2 separate regions of the Homo sapiens genome follow, and region 2 is linked to region 1. A link is a loop called in an ENCODE intact Hi-C map of the cell type or tissue named here. Cell type or tissue: IMR-90. All regions are shown on one strand. Each heading gives the region's core, and the rest is flanking DNA. Links, peaks and the distances in the headings are about the cores only.

Region 1 (16,796 bases), core at 5,024-13,023:
CACAGACATTCTATTTAGAAACCAACAGCATTAATTAGGCACAGATATTAAGTGTGTTTAATTATCTCTTTTAAAGACGTTTTCCATGGATGTTTATTGGTGTTATATGACAGACACAGTAAGAATCAGATAAGTCACCCTAAAAGTAATGGCATTTGCTGTTTCAGAACAAGAGGAACAAATGCCACAAACACAGAGGTCTTTCCCTGATGCTGCTTGAGAAGCCTGTGCCATGCACTGCTCACGAACCATGTCTTTCATTAGAAAGCTTGTATGCGGCACAATATATCATTACATTGAGCTGCCTGTGTTTTTTCTGTTTTTGCCAGGTCCCAGGACTCAACTTTTCAGGAAAAAGATGTGACGGGTTCATTTCAGTGAGAGTTTTCATTTCAAAGCCTTTTTCTCAATTGGTAGTTTTCAAAACTGGGAGGAGCCAGAGCTGAAAAAGTTATTATCTTTTCATCTATTACATTATATGTGTCCAATGAAACAGATCACTTTTAGGTCCCTAAAAACACACTGGCTTGTTCACATTTCTGGAAGAGAAAGAGCAGGCTCCCAAGCCACAACTAAGATATGGAGATGCCACTGTGTCAAAGAGGTTCAAGGCATTGCACCAGAATAACTCTAAGGCTGGCACTGGAGTTTCTTACTCTCCCACCAGGGAAAGGTCAGCTAACCAACCAGTCCAGAGAACAGCAGAGCTTAAAGAGACCTCAAAAACGACCCCCTCTTCCCACCTCTTTTAACAGAGGCAAGAGGCAGGGCTGAGAATGAGATGTTACTGGTTGGCTGCAAACATGACACTGGGAATGAGATATTGCTGGTTGACTGCAAAGATGAGGCTACCGCCTTCCTTCCCCACATACCTTAACATCAGTTATTCTGACTCTGAAATAAAAATATCTGTGAAAGTGTAACAGGACCGAAGATCATGGATGAGTTAGATAATATCCCACTGTTTAGTTACTGAGTTCCAGCAATGAATGCTGGTTTGCATTTCTGCCCAGGTGCTTCATCTCGTGCTTATCAGCCTGGCTGCAACCAACCCTGTGAGTGCCCACGGACGCAAACAGAGCTTAAGAACCAGGTAATCTCATGTCTGGATCCAGGTGCTTTTTGGGTGATCTTACCTTCTCTCAGTTGTCCTTGAGGACCTCGTCAGAGAATGCTCTGCAAGTTCTTTGGCTGTGGCTGAACCAAGAATGACTTTTGAGTTCTCACTAGATGACTGTCAAAGTCAAACTGAGTTTCAATCAAGAACTCATTCAGTCAAGATGGAAACACTAGGTGGCTTCCGGAGCTTTGAGGGTGTGAGTTGGTTTCAAGTCTTGCTCATGGGGTAGGTGCTGGAAGTGGCTGAACCACCAGCAACTAACTGCCATATAGTCAACTCTTTACAAGGGGCAGCTTGCCAGAGAAGTGCAAAATCAGACAAGAAACCAGCATCTCCGGCACTTGTCTGACTTCCTGCCAAATGCACTGACAGACAGAAACGTTCTGATGCCTGATTTCAGTACCATGACATGTTCTCATTGGTGTCCATTCTAAAATTTTGAAATGTTTTTTGAGAAGGGATTAAACTGTTAGATTGGGAGGTAGGTTTGCAAATCACTGGAAAATCAAAAAAGAAACATTCTGTGCTTAAAAAAAAACGTGACGTTAAGATTGAAGATGCAGGATGCAGCATAGGGAGTCCTAAACTGGCAGGACGTATGCGGAGATTTCCTAGAATATCAGGGTTCACGCTGCATGGTCTGGCCTGTGTCTCAGAATATACATAAGAAACATGGCATCTCATAGAAGAACCTGGCCTGTGTCTCAGAGTATACGTAAGAAACACAGCATCTCATACAAGAACCTATTCAGGGCCACCATAGAAACTCAGGACTTGTCTTTTACCATTTATCATTAAAATAACGTACATGTGAAGCAACACAAGTTCTGACTCGGATTTTCTTCCAATGACAGACAATAGGGAAGCAAGACAGAGGCAAACGAAACAAAAGCAGACACAGAGGCCACCCAGAACGGCCTCACTACTGTTTCAGTAGGGAACACTGTGAAACCTAGTTTTCCTATTCTCCCTCTACCTCCACTTAAAATTCACATCCTTTGGTGTCCAGAGGGAGAGCTCTGTCTATAAAGTAATGACCTTGTCTGGCGCATGTGTAGTCCTAGTTAGTCAGAAGGCTGAGGCAGAAGAATCTCCTGGGCTCAGTAGTTCGAGTCCAGCCTGGGCAACATAGTGAGACCCCCATCTCTAAAAATAAATAACTAAATAAAATAATGATCTCGATATTGATTTTTCAACAGTGAATTGTGGAGCTAGCTATATCTGATCTTCATCCTTCCCCAAAGGCCATTTTATGTAAAAGTTATAAACAAAGAAATAAGGAATTACTTGGAGCAGAATTGACAGGAGAATCACAGCTGAATTCTGAAAAATCTCCTCTTTCCAATGTCATGAAATTCATGATAACCAAACATCAGATCAAAAGGCTCAGGAGCTAGCCACTGATCTTGGAAACATGTAAACACTAGGGCCACCTGATCAACATTCAAAACCCAGGAAATTTGATCTAAAAAGACTATGTTTGATATTTGAGAGACACCTAAAAATTCAAAATCATTTCCTAATATCCAAGAATCTCAAAGTTAAGGACACTGATTCCTCATTGGGTAAATATAATATTAGCTAAAGCAAAAAATGCTGTTTATAAATTTGTCTGTAAACCATCTAAATTTCAGATAATAATTAACATTGCATTCACTTTGGGAATACCTTCCTCTTAAATGTCACTGTTAGTAGAGCTCCCTGGGCTGATACACTGTGTGCTTCTCCCCATCAAGAGCAGAAGGGAATGTCACACATCAGCCAAATGCATGTTTTCTACTCTCATCCTTTTTTAATAAAATAGGTTATGTCAAGGCCTTTTGACGTAGCTCATGGGTGTTCTCAATAAGCAGGCACATCCTTGGGCCCAGAGGAATGTGTCCTTCTCCGGCGGCTCCTCCCCTTGGGAGTGATTCCAGCTTCTCCCACTGCATGGGAGTGACCTGTACAAGGTGGTGGATTCGTATTTATTAGTGTGCACTCCCCTGCATTAATAAATACTAAGATTCAGGGAGCATTCTAGACAGGACTTCTATTCTTTAAGCCTAGCAGGATACTTGGCTAGAACTGGCCCTTCATATGTAAGTGAGGAGCTTAGCAGCCTCTTATGCTGCAGCATGGCAGGGACTGGGTACTGTACAGAATGTTCCTAGTGGTAAGGTGGTGCTAGTAATTCAGGGTGATCTCAGAAAGGAAATAGCAGAACCTGGCACAGACATGAAGAGTCCCATCCCCACCAGGGAGCCCCATACATAGTGATTGAGAAGCAAGCACGGCCCTGGTGCCCACCAGACTCACGGAGGGGCGGCTCTGCTGGTGACCACCCTGCCGTGGCCCTGCACATCCCCCAGCTCCTTCTGCAACCGGGCATTCTTCTCCTCCTCCTCCAGCAGTTTCCTCTTCACGGTGCGCAGCTCCTGCTGGGCCTCACACTTGATGTCATTGGCCACCACCACTGCGGTCTGCAGATCCGCCTGGAACCGCCTCCATTCCTCGGTCTCCTCCTGAAAATGTCAGAGCCCATCCTTATGTCAGACGCCTGCCAGGGCCAGTGCCTGGGCAGGGACCCCAGAGTCCCCGTGTTGGTCACCAAGAAAAAAATGCCATCAGTGCTTGGTGAGGCCCTGCTTACACGGTGGCTCACTGCTAGGAAAAGGCACTGGTGGAATTACACCTTCAGGTTATGAGAATTCTCCATCCTGACACCAAATGACTCCTTTGATTTTACTTCCTGCCAACAAGAATTTACAGTTCCAGGGCCCACCATGCCGTGGAAACGTTCCAAGAGAAAGCAGGATAGAGAGAGTGATCCACACCTCGGAGCGGGTAATTCATAGGAAGATGGTGGTGAAGGCTCCCACCCGCATCTCACCTTCATCTGCTTGGTCAGAGTCTTCAGCTGCCTCTCCAGGTCTGACTTCTGTTCCTCCAGCTTGATCACACTACCTAGAAATAAATAATTCAGACAGGGCTTAGAAAAGCTGTGAGACTCTTAAGAGAAGACACGCTAGGTAGCAAAGAAAGGGGCAGCTCCAGATGCCACAACAGGCATCCAAATCCATCCATTCTACTCTAAATGCAACTTTTAGCAATTTCAATTTACCCTGTAAACCAGGGAATGGACACAAGAGCCTCCTCTGAGATAAAGAACAGGATGATCTGGAAAATATGTGATGTGTATTGAGGTTACAGTCTCAGCAGACAGAATGCACAACCAAATAGCAGCACTACGGGAAGAGGCCTCCATGGCCATGCACACTTGCATACCGAGTCCGGCCTCCCTCGCACTCACACACAATCGTCCTAAGTGTCCTTTATTGCTGTGAGATAGAGGCTTTCACATAACAGAGCACATGAATGCTTATTCCTCCTGTGATTTGTAAAGCACTTTCTAGAGTCATGGGTCTCAATCACAGTTAAGCCTCTAAATCACTGGTGAAGCTTTTCAAAAGCACCGATGTTCTAGTCCCACACTCCAGACACCTGGAGGCAGAATCTCCAAGGGCAGACAGAACCCGGGGATGTGTGCATTTAACATCTTCCCAGGTGGTTGCCTGCCTCTCCCTACTTAAGGACACCTGCAGCCCCTTGTTCTCCTTGCCTCCAATTCTCTCCATCTGGCTATCAGAGTCATTCAAATTTAAATCTGATGGTGTCAGTCACTGAGCTGAAATTCCTCAATAGGTCCTCATGCTCTAACCTAGAGCATTAGCTTTCTATGAAGGATGCAAATCAGAATCACCAGAGTAGGCTAAAAAGATGCTGTGGGCAGGTCCTACCCCAGCAGTTCTAGTTCTAGTGGGACTGAGAGTTTGTGTCTGGAATCAATGCTGCACAGTAGAAAACACTCCCTAACTTCCTTTTATTTTCCAGTCCATTCCTTTCCCATCAGGATCTTATAGGAAGAAGTGATTGGTCTAGGCTGGATTTATGTGTCCCTAGGTCTCTGTGCAAAAACATATCTTAACAATACCTCAATATCCTTTTAAAAAGTTTAAAAGTTTTTCAAAAGATGGCTTGCATTGTTGTCAGTCTTGGATATATGATGATATAACCACAGGCATGTGTCTAAATTTTGCTGTGGACATTAATTATACACTGGTTTTCTTAGTGTGTCTGTGCTGACTTTTAAGGATTTAGGGACAATACAACCCTATTTTCAACAGCAAAATATCACAAAAACAAAAACAAAACAGAACTTGTCTTGACTTTTCTTCTCAATCATGGTGCTGGGTTTGGAAGGATACACTGATGATGATGGCGTCCAGGTTTTCAGTTGTATCCTGAGAACAGCCTGGATGGCACTGACACTGAACGCTGAGGTTCTGCAGTTCTACTACATGTCATGTTCAAGGAGAAATGGGGCAGGTGCTGTCAACTGTCACTCTAACCAACTAGTCAATGTCTGAAATACATAGTCAATTCTAATAATCATGGTAGTTGCAGAGAGTTGCCATGCACACCAAATCAGCAAACACCGAACTATTGTCTCTAGGAAAAATACAGGTTAGGTTCCTGCAAGCCTCTGGTCACAACATTCTCATCAACTAAAATGCCATTTGCATTATATAGACGTATCTGCCAATGTCTCTATAAACAAGCCAGGCTCATCAACCATGGAAACCCACTCTTTCCTTTTTTCCTCTTCCTGAATAACACTTAGCAAGTATTTTTAAATTCTTCTTCAGCCTCCTGATCTGCAGAACCTCCCCTGCCTGCAAGGTTAACCTTTCTCACACTTTATGGCCTTTTGAAACTTGGGAGCCAACCAGCACTAGCCAAGAAGGGGTTAACATTTTCCTGACCCTGGGTGATGTGAACAAATATTGCTTTGGTTTTCAGCCACACAACAATATTGCCCACAGCTTTTTAAAACTGGCTGTCATCTCACAAATCCATGAATTTGGCTGCTTTAGCACATCGCTTTAGCATGTCTCAGGGCAGCCTTATATACATATTGTCAAACTTCTCCCTTTCTCTGATGCACCGTATTGGGCTTTTTTGTTTGGTTTGGTTTTTTTATTTTTTTAGAGATGCAGTCTTGCTCTATTGCCCAGGCTGGAGTGCAGTGGCACAATCTTGGTTCACTGCAGTCTCAGCCTTTCAGGCTCAAGGGATCCTCCCACCTCAGCCTCCAGAGAAGCTGGGACTAAAGGCATGCGCCACCACACGTGGCTAGTTTTTATTTTATTTTATTTTTTTGTCAAGACAGGGTCTCACTATGTTGCCCAGGCTGGTCTCGAACTCCTGGGCTCAATCGATCCTCCTGCCTCAGTCTCCCAAAGTGCTGAGATTACAGGGATGAGGTCACTGCACTTAGCCTGATGCGCTTTGTTGATTCAATAACACCGAACTCACGCACAACGGGACAAGAGCTTGCGTCTGCATGAAGCTTCCCTAATACACGTGTTTTCTCTGTAGGTGCGTCTCAACCTCACTGTGCTTGGGGACAGTGGACAGCACTGCACTCAGGGCCATTTTAAATAGCAAAGTCACCAAAAACAAAAGCACAAAAATGTTAAAAGCATGGTATTAAGCAGACTGTAAAAAAGACACATGTACAGTATGAGAAGGCCAAGTGTCTCTGTCTGACCCGAGTTGGGAACATAAGCACTGGATGACACAACCTTTTCACTTCTCTGTGCATGTCTGAAAATGACTGTGGAAGTGCTCTGTGTATTGGTTTTGGGGTTAAAATACGTTTTATCAAGCAGATGAATTCACCAATGTGAAATCTGTGAATAAGGAGGATCGACTGCATGGGGTAAGGAACTTCTCAGGCAACTGACCAAGCTATTCTTAGTAATGGCTGGTGTGACTAAATGCTTTGTGCATTAAATCTTTTGTTACAAAAGAAAACACATTAGATGTGATAATTTGGTAAGGCTTATTTGGACAAAGAAGGTAATGTTTAATCTCTTTTAAAAATTTCTTTCCCAATTCAAAGCAAACTATGAGTTCATAAATAAGCCATATGCTGATGTCTCTTCAGCAACTAAGTGGCAAACATCTAGAAGTTACTTGATATCCTACCACCAATGGGACACATGCGGGAATTGTTTTCTCCCTTAGACCAAGAGCACACATTGTTCATCCACTCTGATACCTATCATCCATCTCTGTCAGATACAAGAGATAACACAGTGTCAGTACTTGATGACTGGCAAGCAATTTCTTCTGAATAACCTTCTCCTACCCTGCAAAATATCCTTAGGAAGGGTCCCTGTGAACTCTCACAGTCACAGCTAAAGTATCCTAACATGTGGCCTTCAAGCTGATCAGGCTGCCTGGAGACAGCAGCAGTAGCATGGCTCACACAAAACACATCCAGCACAGCCAAAAAACATTTGCAGCTCAATACGGTGGCTCACACCTGTAATCCCAGTGCTTTGAGAGGCCAGGAGGATCACCTGAGCCCAGGAGTTTGAGGCTGCAGTGAGCTACAACTGCACCACTGCACTCCAGCCAGGGTGATAGAGCAAGACTTCTTAAAAAAAACAAAATGAAAAGCATTTCTATTTTTCGCAATCACCTACACACTGCTGACTCATGTTCAACAGCCTGTTCTTCTGTCATCCCAGTTTTCAACTGCTATGATCATTGATCTCTTAATCTCTAGTTTTTAAACTGGAGATTAATGATTGTTTCTTAGGTGACATTCTTCCTAGGAGATTACAGCGCACTCAAATGAGAGACTTCATAAACCCCAGCCAACATACAGTCAAACCCACCCCCCCTCGTCACCCACTGCTGCTGGTTTCTTTAGTGTCCTACTCAGCTCCATTCCACATTTCTCCTGGGCTTGACCTCATTTGCTTTCTTTTGCAGTGGCGCAATCTCGGCTCACTGCAACCTCCGCCTCCTGCGTTCAAGTGATTCTCCTGCCTCAGCCTCCTGAGTAGCTGGGATTACAGGCGCCCACCACCACGCCCGGCTAATTTTGTATTTTTAGTAGAGACAGGGTTTCACCATGTTGGTCAGGCTGGGTCTCGAACTTCTGACCTCAGGTGATCCTCCTGCCTCAGCCTCCCAAAGTGCTGGGATTATAGGTGTGAGCCACCATGCCTGGCAGACCCCACTTACTTTCTAGCTCACTGATGAGTTGATTATTGTGTAACTTGACAGCCCGGTGCTGTTCCACCTGATCTTCCAATTCAAATATGGTTTCTTTCATGTCTTTGATCTCTGCATCACTCTCTGATGCTTTTTCTTGCAGCTTTAGGCTGGTTCTGCTCAGCTGTTCGGCTTGGTGATCACATATCTCCTTCAGGTATGAATAATCCTTTTCCACCTAAAATAAAAGGAAGGTTCCTTGGTCAGTTAACAACAAAAAAATTCCCACAGTGATCTGTACACTAGAAGGCCAAGCCCCACCATGATGCAATATACCCATGTAACAAACCTGAACATGAACCTCTTCAATCTAAAATAAAACATTACGAAAAGCTCCCCACAAGTCAGCAGCAGGCTCACGGACATAGTAGCAAAGACGCCCTTGGCATGTGCTGTTTCTTGCATTCTTAGCCTCAGAAACAGCCAAGGCTGTGAATAGTCAGAGAAACACGATGTATGCTTCCAAATGGCTGGATTCTGTGCCCCCTCCTACAAGCAGGAGGGAATCTGCACGTACTTAAATATTCCTCTTTCCCACAGCTGGGGAGAGCAGTGCTTCCCTGGGAGAGCAGTGCTTCCCTGGGAGGCACTGGCCCTGCACCAAGAGAGCTGCCTGGTGTGGCCACCCCCACCGCACATCTGCTATGGAGCAGCGCCCTCTGCTGCTGAGCTGTGAACAACAACCCTGAAGCCAGGCTAATCTGCACACCCCCAGGTTCCCTTAGAGATAAGATACTTGGGGCTGCAATGCTTCTTTAGAGGAAACTCTAAAGATTCTCTATCACATTCATGCTCTATCACAGCAAAAATGTGATAGAGAATGTCGGCGGAAGGCACACAAAAACGTACATACACAGAAGCAGAAAAGTGGCACGGCACAATCGCTTCATCTGTTCAATTTTTTAATTGTTAAACATTTTAAATACACAGAAAAGCACCAAAAATAATAATCATGCACCAAACAGACTTAACAATGGTTAAATGTTGTCACATTTGCAAAATCTTTTTACTTTAATAAGAATTTTTTAAAACCTCAATCTTCCCTCCTACCTCAGAGAGTAATAAGCATTATCCTAAAATTGGTATGTGGTCAATCCTTGAATGGTTTTTCACTTTTACTATATATGCATGTGTCCATGACAATACATAGTATTGTCCTTTTACACAATGCTACACTATATTGTGCTTTTGCAGTGGATTATACTGTATCTGTATTATTCTGCATTTATAACATGGTAATATGCTTTGTCCTCTACAATACTATGCTTACTATGCTCCTGCATTTTAACTGTGTTTTTGAAATGTATCCACACTGATACACATCATGCTAAGTCATTACTTTAATTGGTGCATAGTATTCCACTGTTTGACTATATTATTTTATTATTACAAAAATGCTGCAATAAACATCATTGTCCCTTTTCTACAGTCCTTTAATTAACATTACTAAATAGCTGTATATTTACCAGGTAATCTGGCGCTGGGGGTGGGGTTTCTTTGTATGAAATGAAATTTTTTTCCAATTACATTTCATGTGCAAAACCTTCTGGCTATAAGCTCTATGGGAATAGGGACCTTGTCTGTTTAATTCACCATTGCACCCCTAGTATCTACACAGCATCACACACAGGAGGCATTTAATGAATATTTGATGAATGATTGAATGAACACTGGGAGGCAGCACTGCAGGATCATTCACTGGGAAATTGTGACAAAGGATAAGGAAAGGAGGAGAGACCTGGAGACAGAACAACATGGCCAAAAAGGATCCTCCAGCAATGGCTTCCCTGCAGGAACACCAAATGGAACTGCTATCCACGTAAGAAAGCATCTTCATAAGAACCAAAAATCAGATGAACGATCACAGTGCCTGGTTTTAACACATCATATCAAGGAAAGATGCACCGGAGAGGGGAGGAAAGACCGTCTTGACTCTCCAACATCCCCTCTCCCTCATCCCTTGGCAGCAACCACATGGTAGAGAGACAGCATCTGTGCACCCCGGGGGAGGGAAAGCACAATGATTGTGAGATTGCATTGGAATTTGGTGCTGTCCCATCACAGCAGAAAGCAACACAGGACAGAATTCAGCCAGCACCCATAAAAGGAGCATTTAGACCAGCCCTAGCCAGAGGGGAATCTTCCATTCCAGTGAGAATCTGAGTTCTGGCAAGCCCTACCTCTGTGGGCTAAAGCACTTTGGAGTCCTAAGTAAATCTGAAAGAGGCTAGGCCACAAGGGCTGCAATTTCTGGGCAAGTCCTGGTGCTGTGCTGGGCTCAGACAGTGGACTTGGAGTGCACATGACCCAGTGAGACACCACCTGGAGCAGCCAAGGGAGTGCTTGCACCACTCTTCCCCCAACCCCAGGCAGCACAGCTCACAGCTCTGGGCGGAGAGGGAAGAGTAAAGAGGACTTTGTCTTGCAACTTGGATACCAGCTCAGCCACAGTAAAATAAAGCACTAAGCAGATTCCTGAAGCCCCCATTCCGGGTCCTAGCTCCCAGATAACATTTCTAGACATAGCCTGGACCAGAAGGAAACCCACTGTCATGAAAGGAAGGACCCAGTCCTGGCAGCATTCATCACCTGCTGACCAAAGAGTCCTTGGGCTTTGATTAAACATCAGTGGTACCCACACAGTACTCATCATGGGCCACACACTGTACCGGCTTCAGGTGTGACCCAGTGCATTCCCAGCTGTGGTGGCCACAGGGAGAGATCCCTTCTGCTTGAGGAAAGCAGAGGGAAGAGTAAAGGGGACTTCATCTTGCAACTTGGGCACAGCTCAGCCACAGTAAAATAAAGCACCAAGCAGGCTCCTAAAGTCCCCCATCTAGGCCTTAGTTCCTGGACAGCATTTCTAGACCCACCGTGGACCTGAAGGGAGAGATCCAGACCTGCTGACTAAAGAGAACTTGGGCCCTGAATAAACATCAGTGGTGCTGCCACAGGCTTGGGGTGGCGGTGGCCACTGGCAGAGATCCCTTTGGCTTGAGAAAAGGAGAGGGAAGGGTAAAGGGCTTTGTCTTCCAACTTGGATACCAGCTCAGCCACAATAAAATAAAGAACCAAGCAGACTGCTAAAGCTGCTGACTCCAGGCCCCAGCTCCCAAGTAGCATTTCTAGACCCACTCTGGGCTAGAAGGGAACCCATCACCCTGAAGGGAAAGATACAAGCCTGGCTAGATTCCCCATCTGCTAATTAAACGGCCCTTGGGCCTTGAATAAACATCAGCAGTAGCCAGGCAATAGTCACCACAAGTTTTGACTGAGACCCAGTGCTGGGCTGGCTTCAGGTCTGACCCAGCACAGTCCCAGTAGTGGTAGCCACAGAAGTGCATCACCCCTGCTCCAACTCCAGGCAGCTCAGCATGAAGAGAGAGACTCTGTGTGTTTAGGGGAAAGTAAGGAAAAGGAACAAGAGACTCTGCCTCATAAACCGGGAAATTCTCCTAGATCTTATCTAGGATCACCAAGGTGATACCTCAATGAGTCTGCAAGAATCACAGCATTACTGGGCTTGTGGTGCCCCCTAATGCGGACACAGCTGCAGTGACCAAAGGCTTAGATCCTAACACTCAATTCCCTTTGAATATCTGGAAAGTCTTCTCAAGAAAGACAAGTACAAACAAGCCCAGACTGTGAAGACTGAATAAATACCGGACTCTTCCATGCCCAGACATCTATGAACATCCACAAGCATCAAGACCATCCAGTAAAACATGACCTCATCAAATGAAGTAAATAAGACACCAGTGACCAATCCCAGAGTGACAGAGATGTGATCTTTCAGACAGAAAATTCAAAATAGCTGTTTTGAGGAAGCTCAATGAAATTCAAGATAACACAGCGAAAGAATTTAGAATCCTTTCGATATATTTAATAAAGAGATTGAAATAATTTTTTTTTTTTTTTGAGACAAAGTCTTGCTCTGTCGCCCAGGCTGGAGTGCAGTGGTACTTTCTCGGCTCACTGCAACCTCTGCCTCCCAGGTTCAAGCGATTCTCCTGCCTCAGCCTCCTGAGTAGCTGGGATTACAGGCAGGCGCTACCACGCCCGGCTAATTTTTGTATTTTTAGTAGAGACGGGTTTCACCATGTTGGTCAGGCTGGTCTCAAACTCCTGACCTCGTGATCTGCCCACTCCGGCCTCCCAAAGTGCTGGGATTACAGGCATGAGCCACCGCACCCGGCCGAGATTGAAATAATTTTTTAAAAATAAAGCAGAAATTATGGAGCTAAAAGTTTATGACATACTGAAGAATGCATCAGAGTCTCAACAGCAGAACTGACCAAACAGAAGAAAAATTAGTGAGCTTGAAGACAGGCTAATTGAAAATATACAGAGGAGACAAAATTTAAAAAAAATAAAGCACACATACAAGATCTACAAAACAGTCTAAAAAAAGCGCAAATCTAGTAAGTTATTGGCTTTAAAGAGGAGGTAGAGAGAGAGATTGGGGTAGAAAGTTTATTCAAAGGGATAACAACAGAGAACTTCCCAAATCTAGAGAAAAATATTAATACTCAAGTACAATAGGTTATAGAACACCAAGCAGACTTTGCCCAAGTAAGACATTTTAATAAACAAATTCCCAAAAGGCAAAGATAATGAAAAGATCCTAGAAGCAGCAAGAAAAAAGAAACAAAGGAGCAGACTTCTCAGTGGAAACCTTACAGGCCAGGGAGAGAGAGGCATGCCATATTTAAAGTACTGAAGGAAAAAATGTCAAACATGACAGAGAAATAGAGACTTTCCCAGACAAACAAAACCTAAGAAATTTCATCAACAGCAGACAAGAAATGCAAATGGGAGTTCTTTGATCTGAAAGAAAAGGACATTAACAAACAAAAAGAAATCATCTGAACATACAAAACTCATTGGTAACAGCAAGTACACAGACAAATACAGAATATTTTAACACTAATTGTGATGTGTCAACTACTCGTATCTTAAACAGAAAGACTAAAAGATGAATCTATCAAGAGAAATAACTACAACTTTTCAAGACATGGTATAATAAGCTGTAAATAGAAACAACAGACAACAACAAAAAGTTAATAAGACAGAAAATCAACAAAGAAATATCAGACTTAATCTGCACTATAAAACAAAACAAATGGAACTAACAGACCTTTACAGAACATTTCATCTAATGGCTGCAGAATACACACTCTTTTCCTCAGCACATGATTCTTCTCAAGGAGAGACCACATGTTAGGCCACAAAATAATTCCTGAAACTTTTTTTTTTCGAGACACAATCTCGCTCTGTCTCCCAGGCTGGAGTGTGGTGGTGCGATCTCGCTTCACTTGCAACCTCCGCCTCCTGGGTTCAAGCAATTTTCCTGTCTCAGTCTCCCAAGTAGCTGGGACTACAGGTGCATGCCACCACACCCAGCTAATTTTGTATTTTTAGTAGAGACAGGGTTTCTCCATGTTGGCCAGGCTGGTCTCAAACTCCTGACCTCAGGTGATGTGCCCGCCTCGGCCTCCCAAAGCGCTGGGATTACAGGCTTGAACCACCACGCCTGGCCCTGTAACTCCTAAAACTTAAAAAAAAAAAAAAAAACTGAAATCATATCAGGTATCTTCTCTGACCACCATGGAATAAAACTAGAAATCACAAAGAGGAACTTTGGAAATTATACGAATACATGGAAATTAAGTAATACACTCCTGAATGACCAGTGGGTCAATGAAGGAATTAAGAAGAAAAAATTAAAATGTCTTAAAACAAATGAAAATGGAAACACAACATACCAAAGCTTATGAGATACAGCAAAAGCAGTACTAAGAGGAAATCTTACAGCAATCAGCGCCTACATCAAAAACAGAGAAAAACTTCAAATAAACAAACAATGCATCTTAAATAACCAGAAAAGCAAGAGCAAATGAAACCCAAAATGAGAAGAAACAATAAAGATCAAAGCAGAAATAAATGAAATTTTAATGAAAAAAATACAAAAGATCAACAAACAAAAAGTTGGTTTTTGAAAAGATAAACAAAATTGACAAAACTTTGGCCAGACTATGAAAAAGAGAAGACCCAATTAAATAAAATCAAAGATAAAAAAGGAGATATTGCAACCAATACTACCGAAATTCAAAGGATCATTAGAGACTACTATGAGCAACTATATGCCAATAAATTGGAAAACCTAGAAGAAATGGATAAATTCCTAGACACATACAACCTAACAAGATTGAATCATGAAGAAATCCAAAACCTGAACAGACCGGTAACAAGTAACGAGATAAAAGCCAGAATAAAAAGTCCCCCAGCAAAGAAATGCCCAGGACCCAATGGTTTCACTGCTGAAATTTACCAAACATTTAAAGAAAAATACCAATCCTATTCAAACTATTCCAAGAAATAGAAGAGAAGGGAATGTTTCCAAACCAATTCTGAAAGCAGTATTATCCTGATAACAAAACCAGACAAAGAAAGATACATGAAAAAAAGAAAACTATAGGCCAATATCCCTGGTGAACATTGATGCAAAAATCCTCAACAAAATCCTAGCAAACCAAATTCAACAAAATATTTAAAAGATTATTCATCATGACCAAGTGGGATTTATCCTAGGGATGCAAAGGTGGTTTGACATATGCAATGTGGTATCAACCAAATGAAAGGTAAAAACCATATGGTCATTTCAACTGATGCTGAAAAAACATTTGAGAAAATGCAACATCCCTTCATGATAAAAACTGTCAATAAACTGGGTACAGAAGGAACATATCTCAACATAATAAAAGCCATATACAACAGACCCACACCTAGTATCATATGAATGGAGAAAAACTGAAAGCTTTTCCTCTAAGATCTGGAACAGGATAAGGATGCCCACTGTCACCACTGTTATTCACACACAGTACTGGAAGTCCCAGCTAAAGCAATCAGACAAGGGAAAGAAATAAAGGGCATCCAAATTGGAAAGGAAGAAGTCAAATTATCCTGGTTTGCAGATGATATGACTTGATATCTGGAAAAAACTAGCCTCCACAAAAAAAAAAAAAAAAAAAACTATTAAGAACTGATAAATTCAGTGAAGTTGCAGGATACAAAATCAACATGCAAAAATCAGTAGCATTTTTATATGCCAACAGTGAACAATCTGAAAAAGGAATCAAGAAAGTAATCCCATTTATAGTAGCTGTGAGTAGAATAAAGTAGGAATAAACTTAATCAAAGAAGTGAAAGATCTCTACAATGAAAACTATAAAATATTGACACCAGAAATGGAAGAAAACACACACACAAAAATAAAGACACTCTATGTGTAGAGACTGGATAAGTCAATATGTTAAAATGTCCACACTACCCAAAGCAATCTAAACAGTCAAAGCAATCCCTATCAAAATACCAATGACATTCTTTATAATTTTTTTTAAATCCTAAAAGTCATATGGAACCACAAAAGACCCAGAATAGCCAAAGCCATCCTGAGCAAAAAGAACAAAACTGGAAGAATCACATTATCTGACTTCAAATTATACTACAGAGCCATAGTAACCCAAACAGCATGGTACTGGCATAAAAACAGACACATAGAATAATGAAATAGAATAGAGAATCCAGGAATAAATCCATACATCTACATGAACTCATTTTCGACAAAGGTGCCAAGAACATATATTGAGGAAAAGACAGTCTCTTCAGTAAATGGTGCTAGGAAAACTGGATATCCATGAGCAGAAGAATGAAACTAGACACCCCCCCCATATACAAAAATCATATCAAAAGGATTAAAGACTTACATCTAAGACCTCAAACTATGAAAACTACTAAAAAACCAACAACATTGGGGAAACTCTCCAGGACATTGATCTGGGCAATGATTTCTTGAGTAATAGCCCAAAAGCACAGAATACCAAAACAAAAATGAACCTATGAGATCACATCAAGTTAAAAAGCTTCTGCACAGCAAAGGAAACAATCAACAAAGTGAAGAGACAGCCCACAGAATGGGAGAAAATACTTGCAAACTACCCATCCGATAAGGAATTAATAACCAGAATATATAAGGAGCTTAAACAATTCAATGGGGGAAAAAAATCTAGTAGTCTGATTAAACAGTGGGCAAAAGATCTTACTAGACATTCTTTAAAGACATACAAATGGCAAACAGAAACATGAAAACATACTGAATGTCACTGATCATCAGAGAAATGCAAATGCAAGTCAAAACTACAATGAGATACCATCTCACCCCAATTAAAATGGCTTTTATCCAAAAGTCATGACTTTTATTCAAAAGTCATGAATGACAAATGCTGGGGAAGATGCAGAGAAAAGCAGACCCTTGTACACTGTTGGCGGGAAAGTAAATTAGTACAGCCACTATGGAAAACAGTACAGAAGTCCCTCAAAAAAACTAAAAATAGAACTACCATATGATCCAGCAATCACACTGCTGGGTATACACCCAAAAGAAAGGAAATTAGTCTATCAAAGAGATATCTGCACTCACCAAGTTTATTGCAGCACTATTTACAATAGCCAAGACTTGGAATCAACCTAAGTATCCATCAACAGACAAATGGATAAAGAAAAT
Region 2 (14,627 bases), core at 4,952-12,951, 95 kb before region 1:
TGTGGTGCAGATATAAAGAAGTGCATTTGAAATGTGTTCTAATAGTATTTTCTTTAGGAATGGAATTCAAAAGGAAGCAGTAAGAGCAGAAATATCACAAGAGGGTAAATGAAAAGGGAACTGCACTAACAAAAGGAGTCAGGCACTGACTTTTCTCCTGATGTGACCAAAACCCCAAGTACTGAGAACTGGTATATTCAGCATTTCACTTTATTTTTTTCTCCAGGACATTATATTAGTTTCCTGCAATAAAATATTTTTAAAATGTCAGTTTGTCTAAACTGCTGGCCTGTAAACTATTTCTAATCAAAACCTGAAATTGTGTCACAACATGGCTGTATTATGATTCCATGTCAGAGGAAGGATATATACGTGTATCTGGTGGTGGCTTCCCGTTGTTGCTGTCAGATGTTTGTTTGGGAATGCATTCAGAAGAGCCTATCAAGGACTTGAGTACCAAACAAGCATTTCCACAAAAAAGCAGTTAAGAAAGACTACACTTTTCCTCACATATGACCTTAGGTTTAGACAATTCTAGGAAAATGGTGGTACATTAACTCACCAGTCTTGACCATTTTCCCTGATCCTGTACAGGGAGCTGCTGCAGTTACAAAAGTTAGGTAGGATCTTGGTAGGTGTATTCTTCCACATTTGAACATCAGAAGTACTGATCACATAAACAGCGAACCCCACAACTCTATGATTGTTCTTTAGAAGACAGTGCCACTGAAGGCTTTTAAAAGCTTAACTCACTTTACTTTTTAGTAATCTTACTGGTTAGAATTGATACTCCCTCCTTGAAATTCTCACCTTTGTAAATTTTTGCAACATCACTTTATGATTCCTCTCCTCTTTTTCTTTAGCCACGGCTCAGGCTTCTTTCCTAATTCCTCTGGGAAATGCTGATATTCCCAGGGTTCTGTCACTGGCCCTCTGCTCATTCTATACCTTTCCCATCATGGACAAGCTCACTCAGATCTACAACTTTGCCTCAGTTATTCCAAGTCTGCAACTCCAACCTCAGAGCTCCATCTCCAGCCATAAAAATTTATCCAATTACCTACTGAAAATATCCCACATGGACATTTCAGTAAACTCAGCAATGCAGAGAAAACTGTTAGTCGTGACTGCTGACCTGCTGCTCTCCTCTATACACCTGAAAACTGCCTACTCCCTCGTGTCCAGGTTAAATGCTAGGGCACAAGCCAGAAACCTGAGAATCATCTGAGATTTCTCCCTATCCCCTATCTTTTTACATTCAACAATCACTAAATCATATTAACTGTACCTCTTTTCTGCATCTGCTTTATATTTCCACTGTGACACGTTTATTTTATGTTTATATTTCCTAGTTAAACATGGGCTCTTAAGTAGTGGCTTTTATAGGGAAAAAACAACTATTAATGTTATTTCTTAAATTAAAAAAAGTTTAAGTAAAATAAATGAAAAAGGCATCATGCCAAGAAAAAGACCAACATTTTTAAATGAATAACTGAGCTCCTTAACCTTAGTGATTTCACCATGGATGGGTGAAAACCTCACAACAGACTGACACTAGTCTGAGGACAGCACAAGGAAACTATAGCTCTGATAAATGCAAATGTTTCTTTTGTTTCCCTGTCTCTTTATGTGGTTATCTTCCAGCTGCTCTCCATATGAGGGGTCAGCAAACTACAGGCCATGGAGCAAATCCAGTCTGCCTTATAGTTTTGTAAATAAAGTTTTACCGGAGCTCAGTCATGTGTATTTGCTTGCCTTTTTATGACTGTTTTCATACTTCAATGGTAGGGTTGAGTAGGAATGACAGACCACATGAAAAAGCCCTGTACAGAAAATGCTTGCCAATCCCTGCTTTATACCATAACCAGATTGCCCTAATACTCAAATCTAATCATGTGACTCCCCACTCCAATGTGTTCCTACAGTAAACATTGCTGTCTCCCTACCCAATAGCGATTCCCTGTTCTGTCTTGCTGGAGAAACACGAATCTATTTGGATATTTATCATGCCAATAGCCCTCCCCACTCCAAAAGAAGAAATGATTATTCTAAGCTCATCATAGTAATTACATTTGCTTCCCCAGTGCCTGGTTTAGGAATGAGCATGTGGTAGGACCCAGCCAATAAAATGTTACAGGAAGTCAACTGCACCCTTCTGAGTCTTCTCCCTAACTAAAAGAAACATGTAAAGAAAAGCCACCCTTTCAGCCTTCAGATATTGTCGGTGAGACCATGATGTTTGGAGCTGTTGCTAATTAGTCAGCCATGAAAACAGACATGAACAAAACATCGTGTTATCACTGAACCATCAAAATAACTCTGGTCCCTACTGTTTTAGCCATTGTTAGTTAGGTCACCTAGTATTTACAGCCCAATGCATTCCACCTGGTAAATTTCCCATGGCCTACAGGAAAAGTTCTACTCATTTCTTTTTTTCTTTTTCTTTTCTTTCTTTTTTTTTTTTGAGACAGAGTCTTGCTCTGTCACTCAGGCTGCAGTGCAGTGGTGCGATCTTGGCTCACTGCAGCCTCTGCCTCCAAGGTTCAAGTGATTCTCCTGCCTCAGCCTCCTGAGTAGCTGGGACCATAGGCACGCTCCACCATGTCCAGCTAATTTTTCATGTGTATTTTTAGTAGAGACAGGTTTCACCATGTTGGCCAGGATGGTCTCAATCTCCTGACCTTGTGATCTGCCCTCCTTGGCCTCCCAAAATGCTGGGATTATAGGCATAAGCCACCATGCCCGGCCCGAGATCTACTCATTTCTATAGTATTAAAAAGTCTGGGCAGGGAGTGGTGGCTCACGTCTGTAATCCCAGCACTTGAGAGGCCAAGGTGGGTGGATCACTTGAGGTCAGGAGTTTGAGACCAGCCTGTCAAACATGCCGAAACCCTGTCTCTACTGAAAATACAAAAATCAGCTGGGCATGGTGGCTGGCGCCTGTAATCCCAGCTACCTGGGAGGCTGAGGCACGAGAATCACTTGAACTCAGGAGGCGGAGGTTGCAGTGAGCCAAGAGAACGCCACTGCACTCCAGCCTGGGTGACAGAGTGAGACTCTGTCTCAAAAAAAAGTCTGTCATGAGCTTGCCTTAGGTATTCACTTCATTCCCAACCATTCACATCTCATATGTTTTGCACTGGCAAAACTGAACTGCTCATAAACCCTGCAAAGTTCACTCAAGCATCTTACTTTTGCACTCGCTGCTCCTTCTGTGAAACACACAATCTTCTGCCCACATCATCCTTCTGCCTCTTTACCTAGAAAAGTTCTACTCACTCTTCATGCCTACCTTAAATCTTACTCACTTTTTTACAGCTTTCATTCCTCACCACATAAAGTGTCTGGCACATATTTAACATAATAAATGATCACTATACGGTTCCAGAGGGCATCTAACACAGTAGTAGGCACTGAATAAATAATTCATCAAATAATTAAAGTGACAATGATAATAACAAGCTCCTGGGTTTTGTTGGTTTGTTTTTTTTCTTTTTTGAGACAGGGTCTCACTCTGTTACCCAGACACGAGTGCAGTGGCATGATCATAGCTCACTGTAGCCTCAAACACCCAGGCTCAAGCAATCCTCCCACCTCAGCCTCCCAAGTAGCTGGAAGTACAGGCACCTGGCACCATGCCCAGCTAATGTTTTATTGTTTTTTTAAAAATTTAGTAGAGATGAGGTCTTGTCATGTTGCCCGGGCTGGTCTCGAACTTCTGGGCTCAAGTGATCCTCCCATCTCAGCCTCCCAAAGTGGTGAGATTACAGGCATGCACCACTGTGCTGGCCCCAACAGTATTTTTAAATGTCTGTATTCTGTAACATTAGAAAAAAAATGCTTAGTACTAAAAGACATTTGATAATTATTTGTGAAGTGGACAAATGAATAAATGATTTCCTTGAAAATTCTGTTGAAAAAAACACAGAAATTAAATAGAGAAAGCTCTATTCTATTATGAGCACCTCAAAGACCAAAACTATGTCTATTTCATGTTTGTCTCCCATAACGTGCAAAACCTAACTTAGAGAAGTTCTTTGATTAATATGTACTAAATTAAAGGTGTCCTCTTACAGTTCAGATTGTCCAATGCATTAGGCATAACATCTTGGAAGCACAGAAGCATTTTTTGTTATTGTGAAACATTTTTATACTTTCATTATAATTTGTTGAGCCTAGAGTTGGGCTATTTGAATATTTATTATGATAATCTTTTGGCTAATGGTAACTGCATATCTTGTTCTAACAAAATTACTGTTAACATAGCAATTAACCAGCAGGTAGAAAAACACATCTTGTTCTAATGAAGTAAATATACCTCATTCGATTTCAAATTGGGGGAAAGTCAATAATAGCGACACCTTGTTGGTTTATAAGTATGTAACATGACCTGTTCTTCTCAACAAGGAATTGCTTTTCTGACTTCTGCACTCAGAAGGTATCTTTGAAAAATAATTTCCCATTAGTATTAGTGCACATTGGGTATGTTTGGCAGGGTTTTGTTTGTGTTTTTGTTTTTGTTTTTTTCTGAGACAGGGTCTCACTCTGTCATCCAGGTTGTGATCATGATCACAGCTCACTACAGCCTTGACTCCCAGGCTCAAGCGATCCTCCCATCTCAGTCTCCCAAGTAGCTGGGATTACAGGTGTGCACCAAAACACCCAGCTAATTTTGTATTTGCTTTTGTAGAGATGTGGTCTCACTATGTCACCCAGGCTGGTCTGGAACTTCTGGACACAAGCGATCCTCCCACCTAGGCCTCCCAACTTGCTGGGACTACAGGTGTGGGCAGCACACCTGGCCATTTCACAGTTCTTATTGCTATTTGTTTATGGTGCCAGAAAGGTATTGCTGAGTTTCCAGTTTTGAAACTAATTTCTTTTAGTGACACAAATCACTATGTAATATAGTTAGCCTTTGAACAACACGGATTTGAACTGCAGGGGTCTACTTATGAGCAGATTTTCTCCCACTTCTACCACCTGAGACAGCGAAGACCAATCTTCCTCTTCCTCCTTCTCCTTAGCCTGCTCAACTTGAAGACTATGATGAAGAGTTATATAATGATCCACTTGCATTTAATGAACAGTAAGCGTATTTTTTCTGCCTTATGATTTTCTTAACAGTTTATTTTCCTAGCTTCCTTTATTGTAAGAATACAGCATATTAATACATATACCATACCAAACATATCTTAATTGACTATTTATGTTATCAATAAGGCTGCTGGTCAACAGTTAGCTATTAGTAGTTACGTTCTTGGGGGAGTCAAAAGTTATACACAGATGTTTGACTGCAGAGGGAATCAAGCATCCCTAAATTCCACATTGTTAAGGGTCAATTGTGATTGATATTCATTTACTAAACATAAGTCATTTATTTTAAAAATTAAATAGAAGTTCCAATTTCATAATAAGTCTAATTCATTATAATGTGACTATAAAGAAAACATACAACTTACTAACTCAAAAATATCTTTTTCTTGGCCGGGCGCGGTGGCTCACGCCTGTAATCCCAGCACTTTGGGAGGTCGAGGCAGATGGATCACGAGGTCAGGAGATCGAGACCATCCTGGCTAACATGGTGAAACCCCGTCTCTACTAAAAATACAAAAAATTAGCCAGGCGGGGTGGCGGGCGCCTGTAGTCCCAGCTACTCTGCAGGCTGAGGCAAGAGAATGGCATGAACCCCAGGGGGTGGAGCCTGCAGTGAGCCGAGATCGTGCCACTGCACTCCAGCCTGGGCAACAGCGAGACTCTGTCTCAAAAAAAAAAAAAAATCTTTTTCTTATTTATACAAAAATATCACATAGGATTTTAGGGACTATAATTAATTTTTTTTCAGACCAGATTGTTTGAAAAAATAAATGACCTATAATTAACTTTTTAAATAATTGTGACATCTAACCTACCAAGAAATCTAACCTATCAACAAAGAAATAAAGATTTTTTAAAACTGCTCTTTCATGATCAAAACTTCCTGACTCTTACTTCTTTTTTACCTATGGTAGGACCACCAAAAATAATTCACTATCAGAAGTCTTACCTGGATTGTTATTTTGAGGAAGACTTTCAGGTGTCTGTTTTTCCTTATATTCAGGAACTAGTTGCTGAATGCTATGGATAAAAATGTAATAAATGAAATTACTATTTTAAAACAAATGAAAAATACCAAATATATTAAATTTTTAGAGTATTTCAAACAATATCAGAGTTAATATCAGAACTTTAATTATCCCATATACTTCAATTTGTGAGTTCTACCAACTTCTCTTTAAGCTTCTGAAGAAGAAAAAAAGATGAAGTACTCATGAATTGAAGGGAGTATAGTTCAGTAAATTAACTCACATTAGCTTGGCATAATGGAAAGCATCCTAGCTCTATTACCAGCAGCTATTTATTCTCTGACAAGTTGCTTCTCTTAGGCTCAATGTATTCTTCTAAAAAGCACGGATTTTACTGCCTTATTTCACTAGGTTGTTAAAGATTTAACAAGAAAACGTTTTGTAAATGCTCAGAGAAACAGTGAAGCAATGAAATAATTTGTTCTTGAGCTTTATTGCGGAAATGGTTTTGGAATCACAAATAAAACCCAATGTGTATTTTTTCCAGAGGTTCTAATATTCAAATGTTGCAGTTTTCCAAAACTGTTATTAAGTTCTAGTTTTATTAGTTCTATTCTTTGTGGCTTATAATTTGGGGCATCACAGCTAGTTCATAGTTTGTAACTAAATTTACTTATAAATATATTATTTCATCAAACTAGATAGCAACACTGTCCACTATTACTGAGCTCATCAATCACGCCAAGGGGAGAAAGCTAATAGATGTCAAGACCTAGCTTGGACTACTGTTCCATACAGACTCAAACTCTGAATCGGCAGATCTTTGTTAGAAGGATGCTCAATCCCCATGTTCATCTCCAACTGACATGGAAAACAAAATTCTACTTTTTTTTTTCAGTTCCATGAAAGACATGCAAGTTGACATTCTCTCATTTCTGAGATACATACTGACAATATATTTGCACACAACATCCCACGTGTTACTCAGCTCCATTGATCACCTTACTGCATATTTTTGTAGTGAAAAATCACAATTTTAATATTAGGTGATACCCAGTTTGCTTTGACTCACACTGTCTTTGGAACTAGTCAGCAAATAGTCAAATGAACTTCTAGTGACTGCGCAAAATATGGACCACTTCAAAAATCTGTGCATCATCCTTATGCAGGCAGGGGCCATGCTAATTTCTCTCCATTTTGTTCCAATTTTAGTATATGTTTGCTGCTGAAGCAAGTTTTGTTTGTTTGTTTGTTTTAGACTGAGTCTCGCTCTGTCACCCAGGCTGGAGTGCAGTGGCGCGATCTCGGCTCACTGCAAGCTCCGCCTCCCGGGTTCATGCCATTCTCCTGCCTTAGCCTCCTGAGTAGCTGGGACTACAGGCACCCACCACCACGCCCGGCTATTTTTTTTTGTATTTTTTAGTAGTGACGGGGTTTCACCGTGTTAGCCAGGATGCTCTCAATCACCTGACCTCGTGATCCGCCCACCTTAGCCTCCCAAATTGCTGGGATTACAGGCATGAGCCACTGCACCCTGCCAAAGCTCTCATTTTATACATGGATATTCATGAGTCATGGATGAGACTTAGCTCTGTTAAATCCAACTAACATGCTTGAGACTCAGAATTCTGGTGATGGCTTCCTGCCACAAATCTGGGAAAGGATAATATGGGACATTCCACGATCTAAGAAAAGGGTCCTCAGCATACAGATCTGGTAGCAATGAGAAAAGGAAACTCATCTCTTTCTGCAACATTATTTGAACTGAACCCCGAGGGCCTAAAGGATAATTTGTCATGAAGGTTTTAGCTAAGTCTAGGCTGAGACAAAAGCATAACATGCGGGGTTTCACCATGTCGGTCAGGCTGGTCTCGAACTTCTGACCTCGTGATCTGCCCTCCTCGGCCTCCCAAAGTGCTGGGATTACAGGCATGAGCCACCGAGCCCGGCCAACATGAAGTTCTTAAGGATGGAAGGAACCTGAGCGACAGTAGAATATGTCTGCTGTATAATAGGTATTCAGTTTATGTTTTTTTTTTTTTTTTTTTGAGACGGAGTCTCGTTCTGTCGCCCAGGCGGGAGTGCTGTGGCGCGATCTCCGCTCACTGCAAGCTCCGCCTTCTGGGTTCACGCCATTCTCCTGCCTCAGCCTCCCGAGTAGCTGGGACTACAGGCGCCCGCCACTGCGCCCGGCTAATTTTTTGTATTTTTAGTAGAGACGGGGTTTCACCGTGGTCTCGATCTCCTGACCTCGTGATCCGCCCGCCTCGGCCTCCCAAAGTGCTGGTATTACAGGCGTGAGCCACCGCGCCCGGCCCTTATGTTTGATGAATAAATTGAGAAAATGGATAAACACAGTTGGGAAGTGCAATATTTTTAAAGAAAACTCCTGTAAAGTAGACCAACACTTTTGCAATAGTAATAATCCTTTATATTTGATCCCGTCTCACTAAGAGGCCTGGGCCCCTGACCCCTCTGACGTTTCCCCATCCCGGGTGCCGTGGGGCCTGCGGGCACCAGAAAGCCAGTGTCCCCGACAGGACGGCGCGCCCGCATCCTTCGCCTGGCCATTACCTCTTCTTCCTATCCCTCTTGTCCACGCCAGTGTCTCCAGGAACCAAGACGTGCTCCACCCCAGGGACGTCGCCCGACCGGGCAGCTCTGTGGAGCTCGCCAAGATCTTCCAGGCGGACATCGTGCTGGGGCTGGTCTAAGGCGCCCTCACCGTGCTTGCTCTCGCTGCCGACGCTGTTTTTCCACCAGCTGTAGGAGAAGCCCGAGGACCACTGGTCCCCCGGGTAGCCCAAGTACCACTGGTCCTCCTGGCTCCTGACGCTACCGGTTTTCCTCGTGGCGTAGACTGCCGGCTTCGGAGACCCCTCAGCCCCTCCCCGCTTTTCTCCACCCCAGGAGACCATCAGTAGCGAGCTACTGCCTCGGCCACAACCTCCCAGCAGGATAGCCCGCGGTTTCCAATCTGCGAAAGGAGGACCGCTAAGCCAGAAATGCCAAGCCAAGCGATCACTGCCACGCCAAGCCAAGCGACCACTGCCAAGCCAAGCAGCCACTGCAAAGCCTCGCGGGTAAGGCCAAGCCAATCCGTTACAGACTAGTGCGCCTGCCCACCTGTGACGTCACGGAACCTGTGACTTCACTGCAACTGCAGCTCCAGCCTCCCAGAAAAAGACTCCTTGGCCTGCACGTCGCGCTGCAGCTCCAGCCTCCCAGAAAAAGACTCCTTGGCCTGCAGGTGGCGCTGCAGCTCCAGCCTCCCAGAAAAAGACTTCTTGGCCTGCAGGTGGCGCTGCAGCTCCAGCGCCAACCTGGGCTGGCTGGTCCTCCCTCGGAGGTTTCGGGGTGGCGGCGCCCAGCCTGCCTGTCATGAGTGCCGCTTCACAGCGCCGCCGGCGCACCTGCTCCTAGGCTTGCTCGGTTCAGGGGTATGGGCCAGTTCCGCCCCCGGCTTGGCCACTGCAGCGAAGTTGCCCTAGGGTCCGCGCTGCCAGGACGCAAGCGGAGTCTGATGGCTGGGTCAGAGCGGCCTGTCAGCCCGGCTGGAAGGGCCTGCCCGACGCCGCTGCCCGCCCAGCTGCTACTCGGCCTGCGCCTGGAGCCAGGGACCAGCTCTGGGCATTCTGCTGCCTTAGGATGGGGCCGAGCAGCCGCTCCCCGCCCTGTGCCGCAGCCGCTGCGCGCATCTGCCCAGGGTCCGTGCAGCTGGCGACCCGGGCAGGTCGGGGAATGCCTGGTGCCACCGGGATTGCTCGCCTCTAGTCCGTCCTGACCCTTCAGCCCGCGAGCACCAGTGAGATTGAAGAAAAGTGACGGCCGGGCGCGGTGGCTCACACCTGTAATCCCAGCACTTTGGGAGGTTGAGGCGGGCAGATCACTTGAGGTCAGGAGTTTGAGGCCAGCCTGGCCAACATGGTGAAACCCTGTCTCTACTAAAAATACAAAAATTAGTTGGGCGTGGTGGTGCGCGCCTGTAGTCCCAGCTACTCCAGAGGCTGAGACAGGAGAATCGCTTGAACCCGGGAGGTGGATGTTGCAGTGAGCTGATATCGTGCCACCAAACTCCAGCCTGGGCGACAGAGCAAGACTCCGTCTCAAAAAAAGAAAGAAGGCAGGAGAGAACGAAGGAAAGAGAAGAAAAGAAGGAAGAAAGGAAGGAAGGAAGGAAGGAAGGGTGACAAAGAAGAATCTAGAGAGCACTCAAATACTAATTCTTGAGGACAATTAAGACAGATCGCATTATGAAAAACAGATTTTGTCACTGAAGCCTCAGGGCTTCAGCCTAGATCCTGCGCTGCTCACCCACAGAAAGCCAACCACTGAGATGAGTATTGCAAAGGAAGAAGGCTTTAATCAGATGCTGCAGCCGAGGAGATGGGAGCTCAGTCTCAAATCCCTCTCTCTGACCAACTAAAATTAGGGATTTTTAGTATAGCAAAGAAGAAATGTAACTATGTTTAAGAAAACATGAACTAGGAAGGGGTAAGGAAGCAATCATTTACAAAATATCTGTGGCCGGGCGCAGTGGCTCCCACCTGTAATCCCAGCACTTTGGGAGGCAGAGGCGGGTAGATCATGAGGTCAAGAGATCAAGACCATCCTGGCTAACATGGTGACCCCTTGTTCTCTACTAAAAATACAAAAATTAGTTGGGCGTGGTGGCACGTGCCTGTAGTCCCAGCTACTCGGGAGGCTGAGACAAAAGAATCGCTTGAACCCGGGAGGCGGAGGTTGCAGTGAGTCAAGATCGTGCCACTGTACTCCAGCCTGGCGACAGGGCTAGACTCCATCTCAAAAAAAAAAAAAAACCAGAAAAAGAAAAAAAGTATCTTCACCCTGCCTCCTCAATCTTGGCATAATTCCCCCTGCGAGTGGTTTCTGGGGTCTCAGTTGGCATTTAGTCACACATTGCACATATCGTGTGCACATCTGCACAGCTCAGCAGTGTCCTGGGTAGGCCTTGAAGGGTGATCTTCACGTAAGCCTGTGGCCTGAGCAAGAAAGCTGCACACGGGCAGCGGAGGAACCAGCAGGAGCCCAGTCCTCTGTGGAAAATTCCAGCACCACCCGCAAGAGCAGCTGCAGTGGAGACTGTGACCCGACAAGGATATATGCATGAAGATGCTGGTCTGAAAACAGACTCAGTTTAAGGGTGGCACTTTGAAAAAATATTGATAAATGTCAGTGAGAAAAAAATAATTAGAAACAAAATATATTTATTAGAAATATTACAGTCATTTATCATACACTTTCCTATGAATAGTTAAATACATCTAATTAGCATGTCATATCCAAAAGTGCTGGGTACAATCTAGTGTGCTCTTTATAGACACGAGGCCACAGATGTATCAACTACACTCAACTAATGTAGTTAAAGTTAGTGTGCTAAAAAAAAAAATTAGTGTGCTATTCAGGATGCTACAGATTTAGCAAAATTCTAACCTGGATCAGAGGAGTGAAATGCCCCGTGAATTGAGGCAACTGTAGATATTCGAAATGCTTCTAAAAAGGCTGTGAGGTTATGTCCTTTACTGCATGTCATTGGTAGGTCATCTCAAAATGGCACTCGAGCTTTGGAAGGGTGAGAACTATTGCTAGATTTGGTAGGGGGTCTGCATCTATGGGCCCGAGTCCTCCATCTCCACAAGCTGCCCCTCAGTGGGGAAGAGGAGGGGGAGGCTAAGGGAGTCTCCGTAACGTTTGTGGGCAGCAGGGAAGAGAACATGGCAGAGATTCCTCACCGCTGGATGGCTTGTCCCCTGGGGATGTGTGTTTTTATCTAACACCCACCTGCATCTACTTGGGTTGGTCTCTACAAAAGCTGTAAAACAAAAACTGAATGAAAAAGGAAAATAAAAGACTAATATTTTTGAAATGAGAAGGGGCTAGGACAAGAGAAGCTCCTGAGAATGTTATCCCCGCAGGGCGGGGGCCATGGGTTACCATCAGACAAGGAAAATTCAATCCATGTTCAATGCAGAGAACAGCGACTTCTCACCTTGAAAAACTCTCCAACTCTACTGGGGCTTGCATTTTGCAGCTGTCTTTCATGTAAAAATGATACATTAAAAAAAGGATCTTCAGAACAACTGAAGAATTTTAAATGACTACTGGCTGAGGGAAGATGGAAAGAAATGTGGCTGTTGTGGTCTTTGAAATCCTCAGGACAGAAACTGGGAATGGCACACTCTGCTGAGTATAGAAAAAATAAGATGCTGACCTTGTTTTCCTGCCAACTTTCCACCTTCACCTGGTGCTCTGAGCTCTGTTAAAAACAGACCTAAAAACCCTACCCCTTGGCCTAGCTGGGTTGGGGACTGCCTCCCCCAGGTCCTGCACCTCCACACGCCAGCGGATGGCTTGGGGGAGCCCTACTAGCTGCTGTGCTAGAAGGCCTATTCCTGGACTCCTGAGGCCATCAGTCACAGTTCCAGGACCCCAGCAGAACCTTCCCTTCCCCAAAACACCACCTGTATTTCTTTTTTTTGTGTGTGTGTGTGACAGGGTCTTGCTCTTTGGCCCAGGCCAGAGTGCAGTGGCACAAACACAGCTTACTGCAGCCTCAAACTCCTGGGCTCAAGTGATGCTCCCACCTCAGCCTCCCAAGCAGCTGAGATTACAGGTGCCTATCATTGTACCCAGCTAATTAAAAAACAAAATTTTGGGCCAGGCGCGGTGGCTTACCCCTGTAGTCCCAGCACTTTGGGAGGTTGAGGCAGGCTTATCACTTGAGGTCAGGAGTTCAAGACCAGCCTGGCCAACATGGTGAAACTGTTTCTACTAAAAATACAAAAATATGCCAGGCATGGTGGCATGTGCCTATAATCCCAGCTACTTAGGAGGCTAAGGCAGGAGAATCTCTTGAACCTGGGAGGCGGAAGTTGTAATAAGCCAAGATCACACTACTCTAGCCTGGGTGACAGAGAAGTGAGACGCTCTCTCAAAAAAAAAAAAAAAAAAAAATTTTTTTATAGAGTCAGAGGTCTTGCCATGTTGCCCAGGCTGGTCTCAAACTCCTGGGCTCAAGCAATCCTCCCACCTCAGCCTCCCAAAGTGCTGGGATTATAGGCATGAGCCACCATGCCTGACCACCATGTGTATTTCTATGGACAGGACATGGCATTCCTCTTCTACATGCACACCACTGGCAAATAAAAAAAAAAAAAATGGTAGTCGGGGAAACTCCTGGAGTTGTAAAAATAAATTGTACATGGCCTTTCATGTTTCTTTCCTTCTTTTTAACCTAAAGAGAGCAGGATACAGACAAAAATGGGGGAGTTTGGCCACAGTCATTGGCAACTTGGGCTCCCAGTGGAGAGGGGCTGGTATGGCCCCAGCGGGGAGGGAGGGACACCGCAACGCCATTGCTCAGAGCTGGTTCTAGATGATTTACACGTAATCACTCAAAATAGAGCCAATCACAGGCCAGGTGTGGTGGCTCACTCCTGAGTGAGCTGAAATCGCGCCACTGGCACTCCAGCCTGGGCGACAGAGCAAGACTCTGTCTCAAAAAAAAAAACAAACAAACAACAACAAAAAAAACACAAAAAAACAGCCGGGCTCAGTGGCTCATGCCTGTAATCCCAGCACTTTGGGAGGCTGAGGCAGGCAGATCACCTTGCCATCAGGAGTTCGAGACCAGCCGGGCCAACATGGTGAAACCCCCTCTTTACTAAAAATACAAAAACATTAGCTGGGTGTGGTGATGGGCACCTGTAATCCCAGCCACATGGGAGGCTGAGGCAGGAGAATCGCTTAAACACGGGCGGCGGAGGTTGCAGTGAGCTGAGACGGTGCTATTGCCCTCCAGCCTGGGCAATAAGGATGAAACTCCATCTCAAAATAAATAAGTAAAAATAAAAAACAGAACCAATCACAGAAAACACCCACTCCCACTCCGGGTATCCCAAGACAGCAACTGCCTCCCCACATAAAACCCTGGACTAATTCCAGCTTAAATCTAACAACCAACAGCTCAACTCAACTACTTGGGATATTACTTTCCCCCACTTTAATGGTGGGCAAAGAAGAAGTACAGGGTTAATAAAAAAAAAATGCTTCAAACAAGTGCCTGAATCAGCAGAAGTAGTAACTTTCAGGTTGAATTGGTTCTATGTGTCGAGTTTCATTTAAATACAAAGGCATGGGTGATGTAATGACCATCGCCCAACAGCTGCTCAGGAGCTCCCGCAGGCTGCCTGCCTTGTGGCTGCCAGGGGAAGGTGTCCACCCCTCAGTGGTTCTCCAAGCAGCTGTGCTTCAGTCGCCTAAAGAACTTACAAAACATGTGAACTGCATCTCTGGTCCCATTCCAGACATTCTGAAGTTAACCAACTAGGGCAGCCAAGAGTGTTTTCAAAAGGGTCCACTGTAGGTTCTGATGCAGAGCTGCAGCTGGGATGCACTAACAGGGGGGCGGAGTTCTTGTCTCAAGGTGGCTTGAGAATCAGGGATCTGCTGACCCGTGCAGCCCAGTTGCCACCTCTGCAAAGGTCTGGCTTGGAGGAAGGGACTGAGCTCCTACCTCTCCAGGAATGGTAAGGGGCTGGA

The links. A loop is a pair of places that touch in the nucleus more often than their neighbours do. Peaks named below come from ENCODE experiments on the same cell type or tissue, not always from the same donor. Only the 100,000 strongest peaks of a DNase experiment are listed, where the experiment ranks them.
Region 2: a loop joins it to region 1, with 9 times the contacts of the local background. A loop is called at or near these places in 73 of 110 quality-filtered maps.

The regions. Positions count from the first base shown.
Region 1 is chr17:20,219,028-20,235,823 of GRCh38, reverse strand. SPECC1 (sperm antigen with calponin homology and coiled-coil domains 1) reads right to left here. Exons shown (of 15, transcript NM_001243439.2): 5 at 8,204-8,411; 6 at 3,993-4,066; 7 at 3,419-3,624. Among named protein-coding and RNA genes, the nearest start is that of FAM106B, 190 kb to the left of the region's middle. RefSeq lists an enhancer at 3,499-3,999. In IMR-90, for the core only: CTCF peaks have their summits at 8,885 (motif pointing left), 9,906 and 11,779 (motif pointing left); DNase peaks (open chromatin) are centred at 7,643 and 8,783; H3K27ac peaks cover 897 bases.
Region 2 is chr17:20,315,673-20,330,299 of GRCh38, reverse strand. It overlaps SPECC1 (sperm antigen with calponin homology and coiled-coil domains 1), which reads right to left. Exons shown (of 15, transcript NM_001243439.2): 15 at 11,274-14,627. It also overlaps the pseudogene CCDC144CP and the pseudogene RNU6-467P. Among named protein-coding and RNA genes, the nearest start is that of FAM106B, 94 kb to the left of the region's middle. RefSeq lists an enhancer at 14,562-14,627. In IMR-90, for the core only: a CTCF peak has its summit at 9,347 (motif pointing right); no DNase peak of the experiment used is centred there; H3K4me3 peaks cover 174 bases.